Regions from separate parts of the Homo sapiens genome. Here region 1 is linked to region 2. Evidence: read pairs that join two places in POLR2A ChIA-PET (ENCODE). Cell type or tissue: CD4-positive, alpha-beta T cell. All regions are shown on one strand. Each heading gives the region's core, and the rest is flanking DNA. Links, peaks and the distances in the headings are about the cores only. Region 1 overlaps SENP7 (SUMO specific peptidase 7). Region 2 has its middle 8.2 kb from the start of SENP7.

The links. Peaks named below come from ENCODE experiments on the same cell type or tissue, not always from the same donor. Only the 100,000 strongest peaks of a DNase experiment are listed, where the experiment ranks them.
Region 1: POLR2A ChIA-PET joins it to region 2 with 5 read pairs; 4 of 35 experiments call an interaction of 5 or more read pairs at or near these places.

Annotation. Positions count from the first base shown.
Region 1 is chr3:101,388,652-101,393,043 of GRCh38, reverse strand. The region is part of intron 6 of SENP7 (SUMO specific peptidase 7); the gene reads left to right. Among named protein-coding and RNA genes, the nearest start is that of IMPG2, 70 kb to the right of the region's middle. In CD4-positive, alpha-beta T cell, for the core only: no CTCF peak of the experiment used is centred there; a DNase peak (open chromatin) is centred at 2,673; H3K4me3 peaks cover 803 bases; H3K27ac peaks cover 598 bases.
Region 2 is chr3:101,519,242-101,523,633 of GRCh38, reverse strand. It overlaps the pseudogene ARB2BP. Among named protein-coding and RNA genes, the nearest start is that of SENP7, 8.2 kb to the right of the region's middle. In CD4-positive, alpha-beta T cell, for the core only: no CTCF peak of the experiment used is centred there; DNase peaks (open chromatin) are centred at 2,183 and 2,303; H3K27ac peaks cover 2,540 bases.

The sequences.
Region 1 (4,392 bases), core at 320-4,319, 130 kb after region 2:
ATGGGGATTTATTTCTGGGTTTTCTATTCTGTTCCATTGGTCTATGTATTTGTTTTTTAAAGAGATGGGGTCTTGCTTTGTCATCCAGACTGTAGTGCAGTCCATGATCATAGCTCACTGTACCCTTGAACTCCTGACTTCAAGCAATCTTCCCTCCTCAGCCTCCTGAATAGCTGGGACTACAGATGTGTACCACCACACCCAGCTATTTTTATACCAATGTCATGCTGTTTTGGTTACTATAGCTTTGTAATATATTTTGAAGTCAGATAGTGTGATGCCTCCAGCATTGTTCTTTTTGCTCAGTATTGCTTTGGTTATTTGGTGTCTTTTGTGGTTCCATGTGAATTTTTGGATTGGTTTTTCTGTTTCTAGGAAGAATATCATTGGCATTTTGATTGGGATTGCATTTTATTTGTAGATTACTTTGGGAAGTATGGTCATTTTAACACTATTAGTTCTAATCCATGAGCTTGGGATATCTTTCCATTTGTTTATGTCCTCTTTAATTTCTTTCATTGGTGTTTTGTAATTTCCAATTTAGAGATCTTTCAACTCTATGGTTAAATTTATTCGTAGTTATTTTATTCTGTAGCTATTCTAAGTGGAATTACTTTATTTTTTTTCCAGCTAGTTCGTTGCTGGTATATGCTACTGATTTTTCTATGTTGATTCAGTGTCCTGCAATTTTAATGAATTTATTAGTTTTTGGATGGAGTATTTAGGTTTTTCTATATGTATGGTCATGTCATCTGGAAAGAGGGATAATTTGACTATCTCTTTTCTAATTTGGATGCCCTTTATTTCTTTCTCTTACCTAATTGCTCTGGATAGGACTTCTAGGACTGTGCTGAATAAGAGTCGTGAAGGTGGGCATCCTTGTCTTGTTCCAGTTCTTTGAGGAAAGGCTTCCAGATTTTATTCAATCAGTATAATTTGGCTGTGGATTTGTCATATAGGGCCTTAATCATGTTGCAGTGTGTTACTTCTGTGCCTATTATTTTGAGGGTTTTTATCATGGGGGGATATTGAATATTATCAAATGCTTTTTTTGCATCTGTTGAGGTGATCACATGGTTTTTGCCCTTCGTTCTAATATGAGGTATCACAATTATTGATTTGTGTGTGTCTTGCATCCCTGAGATAAATCTCACTTGATCATGGTGCATTATCTTTTTTGATGTGTGGTTGGATTCTGTTTGCTAGTATTCTGTTGAGGATTTTTGCATCTGTGTTGCTCATATTGGCCTGAACTTTTTTTCTCATGTCCTTGTATAGTTTTGTTATCAGGGTAGTGCTGGCCTTGTAGAATGAGTTAGATAAAATTTCCTCCTCTTAAGTTGTTTGGAGTGGTTTGAGAAGAATTGGTGTTAGTTCCTCTCTATAAGATTGATAGAATTCAGCAATAAAACCGTCCAGTCCTGGGCTTTTCTTTGTTGATAGACCTTTTATTACTGCTTTGATCTTGTTGCTTGTTACTGGTATGTTCAGGTTTTCTCTTTCTTCCTGATTCAATCTTGTAGGTTGTATGTCTCTAGGAATTTTTCAGTTTCCTTGAGATTTTCCAGTTTGCTGGCATATACTTGTTCATAATATCCTCTAATTATTCTTTGTATTTCTGTGGTATCAGTTTTAATGCCTCCTTTTTTTGTTTCTGATTGTATTTATTTCAGTGTTCTTTCTTGTTTTTTTTTTTAATCTTGGTTGGTGTAGCCAGTGATTTTTGTTTGTCTTTAAAAAACAATTTTTATTATGTTGATCCTTTTAATTTTTCTTACTATATTTCATTTAGTTCTTCTATGACTTTATTATCTTTTTGTTTCTACTAATTTTGGGTTTAGTTTGTTATTGCTTTTCTAGTTTTTTGAGATGCATCATTTGGTTGTTTATTTGAAATCTTTCTACTTTTTGATTTAGGTGTTTACTGCTATAAATTTCCCTCTTAGCACTGCTTTTGCTGGATCCCATATGTTATGGTATGCTGTATTTCTGTTTTCATTTGTTTTAATACTTTTTAAATTTATTTTTTATTTTTTCCCTTGATCCAGTGGTTCTTCAGGAGCATGTTGTTTAAGTTCCATGTACAGTTTCTAAAGTTCCTTTGTTACTGATTTCTAGTTTTATTTCATTGCAGTCTCAGAAGATAGTTGATATGATTTTGATTTTTAAAAAGTTATTGAGATTTGTTTTGTGTCTTAACATATGGTCTATCCTGGAGAATGTTCCATATGCTGATGAGAAGAATGTATATTCTGCAGCCATGGGTGAAATGTTTTGTAAATGTCTGTTAGGCCCATTTGATCAATAGTGTAGATTAAGTCTGATACTTTGTTGTTCAATTTCTGTCTTGATGATCTGTCCACTGCTGAGAGTAGGGTGTTGAAATCCCCCATTATTTTTGTATTGGAGTCTGTCTCTTCTTTTAGATCTAATAATATTTGCTTTATATTTCTGTGTTCTCTAATATTAAGTGCATGTATATTTGGAATTATATCCTCTTAGCTTATCTCTTTATCATTATATAATGTAGTTCTTTGTCTCTTTTTACAGTTTTTGACTTAAAGTCTACAAAAGGAAACCAAAAGCATGACTTAAAATTTGCAAATGGAAACCGAAAGCAGTCTTAAAGTTTGATGTATGTATAGCTGCTCTTGCATGCTTTTGGTTTCCATTTGTGTGGAATGTATTTTTTTTTTTTTTTCGGTCAATGTATGTCTTTATTGGTGACGTGAGTAGGGAGCATACAGTTGAATTGGGTCATTTTAAAAAAATGGATTCAGCCAGTTCATGTCTTTCTGGGTTTTTTTTTTTTTTTTTTTTTTTTGAGACAGAGTCTCGCTCTGTTGCCCAAGCTAGAGTGCAGTGGCACAATCTCGACTCACTGCAACTTCCGCCTCCCAGGTTCAAGCAGTTCTTCTGTCTCAGACTCCCAAGTAGCTGGGACTACAGATGCCCACCACCATGCCTGGCTAATTTTTGTATTTTTAGTAGAGATGGGGTTTCACCATATTGGTCAGGCTGGTCTCTAACTCCTGACCTCAGGTGATCCACCCGCCTCAGCCTCCCAAAGTGCTGGGATTACAAGCATGAGCCACTGTGCCTGGCTCATATATTTCAAGTTGGCAATTTAATTCCTTTACATTCAGGCTATTATTAATAGATGAGGACTTAACTCCTGCATTTTGTAAATTGTTTTCTGGGTGTTTTGTATATCCTTTTTTTCTTTCTTCCACTTTTATCATTTATCACTTCAGTTTGGTGGTTTTCTGTAGTGACAGTGTTCAACTCCTTTGTCATTTTCATTTGTATATCTGTTCAACAGTTAGTTTTGTACTTTTAGGTATGTTCATTATTTTAGATAGTGCCATTTTGCTTCTGGGTGTAGGATTTTCTTAAGCATTTAATGTAAGTAGGGCCTGTCTAGTGGTGAAGAGTTCCCTCAGCTTTTGCTTGTCTGGGAAAAACTCTTACTCATTTATGAAGGATAACTTTGCTAGGTATGGTATCCTTGGCTGGCAGTTTTTTTTTTCTTTTAGTACTTTGAATATATCATCTCATTCTCTTCTGGCCTGCATGTTTTCTGTGGAGAAATCTGCTGTTTGTTTGATGGAGATTCTCTTATAAGTGTCTAGACATGTTTCTTTTGCTGTTCTTAGAATTTTCTTGTTGTCTCTGACTTGGTAGTTTGACCATGATGTGCTGCGGAGAAGACCTTTGTATTGTATCTATTTGAGGATCTCTGTATTTCCTGTGTCTGTATGTCTAAATCTCTTGCTGGATTTGAAGGCTGAGGTGGGAGGATTGCTTGAGCCCAGGAGTTCAAGGCCGCAGTGAGCTAGGATTGCACCACTCTACTCTAGCTTGGGTGGCTGAGGGAGACCCCACCTCTAAAAAAGTAAAAATTAAAAATAAAATAATAAAAATAAATCTTTTGCTCAACTTGGGAAGTTTTCAGCTATTATTTCTTGAAGTATGTTTTCTATCCCTTTGTTTTTTCTCTTTGCCTTCTGGGACATTGAAAATGGAATATTTGGTCATTTTATGATGTCTTATATGTCATGTAGGCTTTCTTCATTTTTTAATTCTTTTTTTCTTTTTTTATGTGTCTGTTTTTTCAGAAGATCTGTCTTCAAGTTCAGAAATTCTTCTTGGTCTAGTCTATTGTTGAAGCTTTTGATTGTATTTTTTGTTTCATTAATTGGATTCTTAAGTTCCAGGATTTCTGTTTAGTTCTTTTTTTTTTCTGGATATCTATTTATTTCCTGAATTTCCCCTTCAGATCCTGAATTGTTTTCCTAATTTCTTCATATTATTTATTTGTGTTCTCTTATATCTCTCTCAGTTTAAAAAAATCATTATTTTGAATTCTTTTTCAGATATTTTATGGATTTC
Region 2 (4,392 bases), core at 155-4,154:
ATATTAATGATGACACTGAATTCCCAGTTCATCAACAGGCTACAAAAGAGAGAATATGTTCACTTTTCAAAAAAGCAACAAAATGGCCAGGTGCAGTGGCTTATGCCTGTAAGCCCAGCACTTTGGGAGGCCAAGGTGGGTGGATCACCTGAGGTCAAGAGTCCTAGACCAGCCTGGCGAACAGCCCGTCTCTAGTAAAAATACAAAAATTAGCTGGGCGTGGTGGCATGTGCCTGTAGTCCCAGCTACTTGGGAGGCTGAGGCAGGAGAACTGCTTGAAACCAGGAGGTGGAGGTTGCAGTGAGCTGAGATGGTGCCACTGCACTCCAACCTGGGTGACAGAGACTCCTCCTCCTCCTCCTCCAAAAAAAAAAAAGCAACAAACCTGGCCATGGCCATGTGCAGTGGCTAATGCCTATAATCTCAGCACTTTGGGAGGCTGAGGTGGGAGGTTCGCTTGAGGCCAGATTTCCATACCACCCTGGGCAGCAAAGTCAGACCCTGCCTCATAAAAACCAAATAATAAAAAGTAACAAATCAAACCTCAAGCCAGAACATCATATTGTGTGTGAGTTGAAAGTGTTCTTTTTTCTTCCAGAATCTGTATTAGCAAAGTTGCAGAAGGACAAAAAAATCTTAGATGACAAAAGTAGTTTAAGCACTTTGCTTTCTTTTTGTGGAGCTTCTAGTCACTATTGGCATTCGAGAGAAATTAATGGTTGTTCTGGCTTTTAAAGCTTTTTTAAAGTACTTAAAAATTGACTGAAGGCTAGAGGAAGGGGCTAAGATGTACTTTTCTGTGCCAGCAGAAACCATAGGAAATTCCTTTTTGAAAACAGTAGCTGCAGGTTTATCCAAAGGCTTAGGACTTGTCACCCATTCACGGCAGTGGTGCTTTATCCATGCTAATAATTGTACATCACTTCCCAGCTGGTGTCCTACGTGATGTTCAGAGTCGATAAGTGCAACAGCATATACTTTGCTCATCACTTCCCACCTTCTACGAACAAGCAAGTCCATAAAAACCAAGCCTCCATAACCATGTACAATGAAGGCAATATCCTTGCCTTCAGTCTTTGAAATGAAGTAATCCCATATGTAAGCCGTGTGTTCTTCGGGGGTGTTGCTGCATCTTTTTGGAATGCATTTGGGAGGATGCTGGAGAGAGAAAAAGCTCCCACCTTGAACCATTTTTAGAGAAGATGACTCAATATTTTGTGTTAAAAGGCCTTTCCACTCTTTTTCCACCTTTGGTTCCACAAAATTATCATTGGGGTTTAGCACAATTACATCATAGTGTGCCTGCAATGCCATTTGAATACATGGTATCTGACTTCCATGTTGGAGACCATGATGTATTATTGCCTGTTGACTCCACTGACCAGCTCGAAAGACCCCATGGTCTTGAAGAAGGATAAGAAGAGCAGAATGGTGATTTGTTAATGCTTTCTCGCTCATGAAAAAGAAGCTTCTTGGTTCTTCTTTATCAGCCTCAGGTGGGATATATACTTTTTCTAATTTGCACACTTTCTCCAAAAGCTCATAAATGTATTGTTCAAGCAAATGGCCAAGGGCCTGGTAGCGCTTGCTATTTTTCTCAAGGACATTTTCATAATAGTTAAAGACAAAAGGCCTTTGTGTCTCAGTATGTCTGAATTCATCTTTTTCATTGAAGTCATATTTAAGTTCTCCTAGTAAGTCAGATTGTTCAATAAATTTTTGGAAGCTCAGCTCCTGTGTCATTGGTAACCACTGAAAGTTAAAAGAGTAATAGTATATAAGTGCTAGCAAAAGTAAAATGAAAATTTCAGCTTGCCAAATTCTTCCTATGGCACATGATGCTAAATTAAGCATGTCAGAAAGACATTAACCTTCTAACCTATGGTAAAGACGTCAATTCAAAATAATTGTGAATGATTCAAAGCAGTGAAAGACTGAATATATGAAGAGACAATGGAGAGACCATATGTAAATATGGATTTTTTGACATAACCTGCAGCAACCTGCCCAGGAAGCCAACCCCTCATTTACAATAAACAACTCAGGAAGTCAGTCTGGTATGTCAGACTGGCAGGAAACCAGATTTCTATCACTAGTGAAAATTCAGGAAACTAACCAGTAACTTCTATAACAATTGGTGCCAAATGGCAAGAACTTCATTAATAACTGACAGCTTTCGTAATTTTGTCCCTATTTCCAACTTGAGACCAACCAGAGAGAGCCAAATATGTACCCCTAACCAATCACGCAAGATGTCCCCATTTCTAGTTAGCTCACCTACAGCTTCCCCATGACAACTTGCAATCAGGGCAAATGCGAAGTCTTCTCTTTTTTCCCCCACTATACAGCTCTCCTACTCTTCTGCCTGCCTTGAGTCTCTGCCAAAACGCAAGTGATAGTGGTGGACTCCCTTGCTACAGCAGGCTCAGAATAAATAGGCTTTTCTCATTTGGTTGGTCTTCATTTATTTCTGCAGAAGATATTTAATAACTTTTGCTGTTAAATGAACGGCAGAAGATAGAAGCGGGAGTGAAATGTGAATCAGGCAATGGAGATTATGATCAATTCAGCGAATACTAGAAGATACAGTTATTCTGATGTCTGAGAAGGAAAAAAATAGGCTAGATGAGAAGTTAACTTAGTTGCTGTAGGTAGAGCTTAAAGCGGGGGAAAAAAGGCTTTGAAAGGTTAAGTGGCTTTCTCTAAAGCCAGACAACTATCAAAGAAATGATTGCATATGAGGCTGACTCTCAAATGCACTCTCTTAACAGATATATTAACACTCTCCCTTCTTAATTTCTTAACACTGACACTGGCAAGCTACAACCTACTTCCAATAAGTTGCACTCAAAATGATTTTCAGTGCAACTTGAGTTGCTATTAGGCCTAAGGCAAAATTCAAATGGTGGTTGCTTGGATGTCTTAAATCTCTTTTAATTTTTTTTTTTTGAGATGGAGTCTCACTCTGTTGCCCAAGCTGGAGTGCAGTGGTGTGATCTTGGCTCACTGCAACCTCCACCTCCCAGGTTCAAGCAATTCTCCTGTCTCAGCCTCCCAAGTAGCTAGGATTACAGCATATGCCACCACACCTAGCTAATTTTTTTGTATTTTAGTAGGTTTCACCGTGTTGCCAGACTGGTCTTGAACTCCTGAGCTCAGGAAATCCACCTGCCTCGGCCTCCCAAAGTGTTAGGATTACAGGCATGAGCCACCACACCTAAATTTTTAATTTTTTTCCCCACTTCAATAAGCTGGTCTAAGATTTCTTAACTCCCTTCTCACTTTCTAAATCTTATTCTCTGACCCCTCTAACGCAACAGGTACTTTATAAAGGTTTTTGGTTGTCCAAAGCACTATCCACACTGCTCTCCATTCCTTCCTTTTCTATGAAAAATGCTTCTAGTCTTTGCTGATCTCAGGTGTTATTTTGGAGAGACAGGGTCTGACTCTGTCACCCAGGATGGAGCGTGGTGGTGTGATCACAGCTCACTGCAGCCTTGACCTTCTTATCTCAGGGAAAAAAAAATATTAAAAGAGATTTAAGACATCCAAGCAAGCACCCCCTCAGCCTCCCAGGTAGCTAGGACTACAGGCACATGCCACCGTGCCTGGCTAATTAAAACAAATTTTTTTTAGAGATGGGATCTCACTATGTTGCCTAGGCTGGTTTGAAACTCCTGGGCTCAAGTGATCCTCCTGCCTTGGCTTTCCAAAGTGCTGGGATTACAGGTGTGAGTCACCATGCCCAGCCTCTCTCTCAGATGTTATTACGTAATTAATTTACTTTTTCTAAAGTGTAAATAATTGACAGACTTAACTATCCTTTAAAAAAAAAAAAGCCTTGAAAATGGATGCAATGCACGGCAAAAATCCATGCTTCAAAAATCCAAGAATTTTTTTTTTTTTTGAGACAGAGTCTCGCTCTGTTCCCTAGGCTGGGGTGCAATGGCACGACCTTGGCTCACTGCAACCTCCACCTCCCAGGTTCAAGCTATTCTCCCGCCTCAGCCTCCCAAGTAGCTGGGATTACAGACATGTGCCACCACGCGTGGCTAATTTTTTGTATTTTTAGTAGAGACAGGGTTTCACCATGTTGGCCAGCCTAATCTCGAACTCCTGACCTCAGGCGATCCACCTGCCTCGGCCTCCCAAAGTGCTGGGATTACAGGCGTGAGCTACCGCGCCCAGCAAATCCAAAAATGTTTTACATCGAGGCCGTGGTGAAACAATCTAATGGGATGTCACAACCTTGTTCAAAATTTTCAATGGTGATGTTTGTTGACTTCTTGTTTCCAGACTGGCATGTAAAAATCTTGGAAGTTGCTACTCAGTCCTAACAACAAGTAAAAAGCTAGACAAACCAAAAATCAACAGCTCTTCTTCATAAGTTCC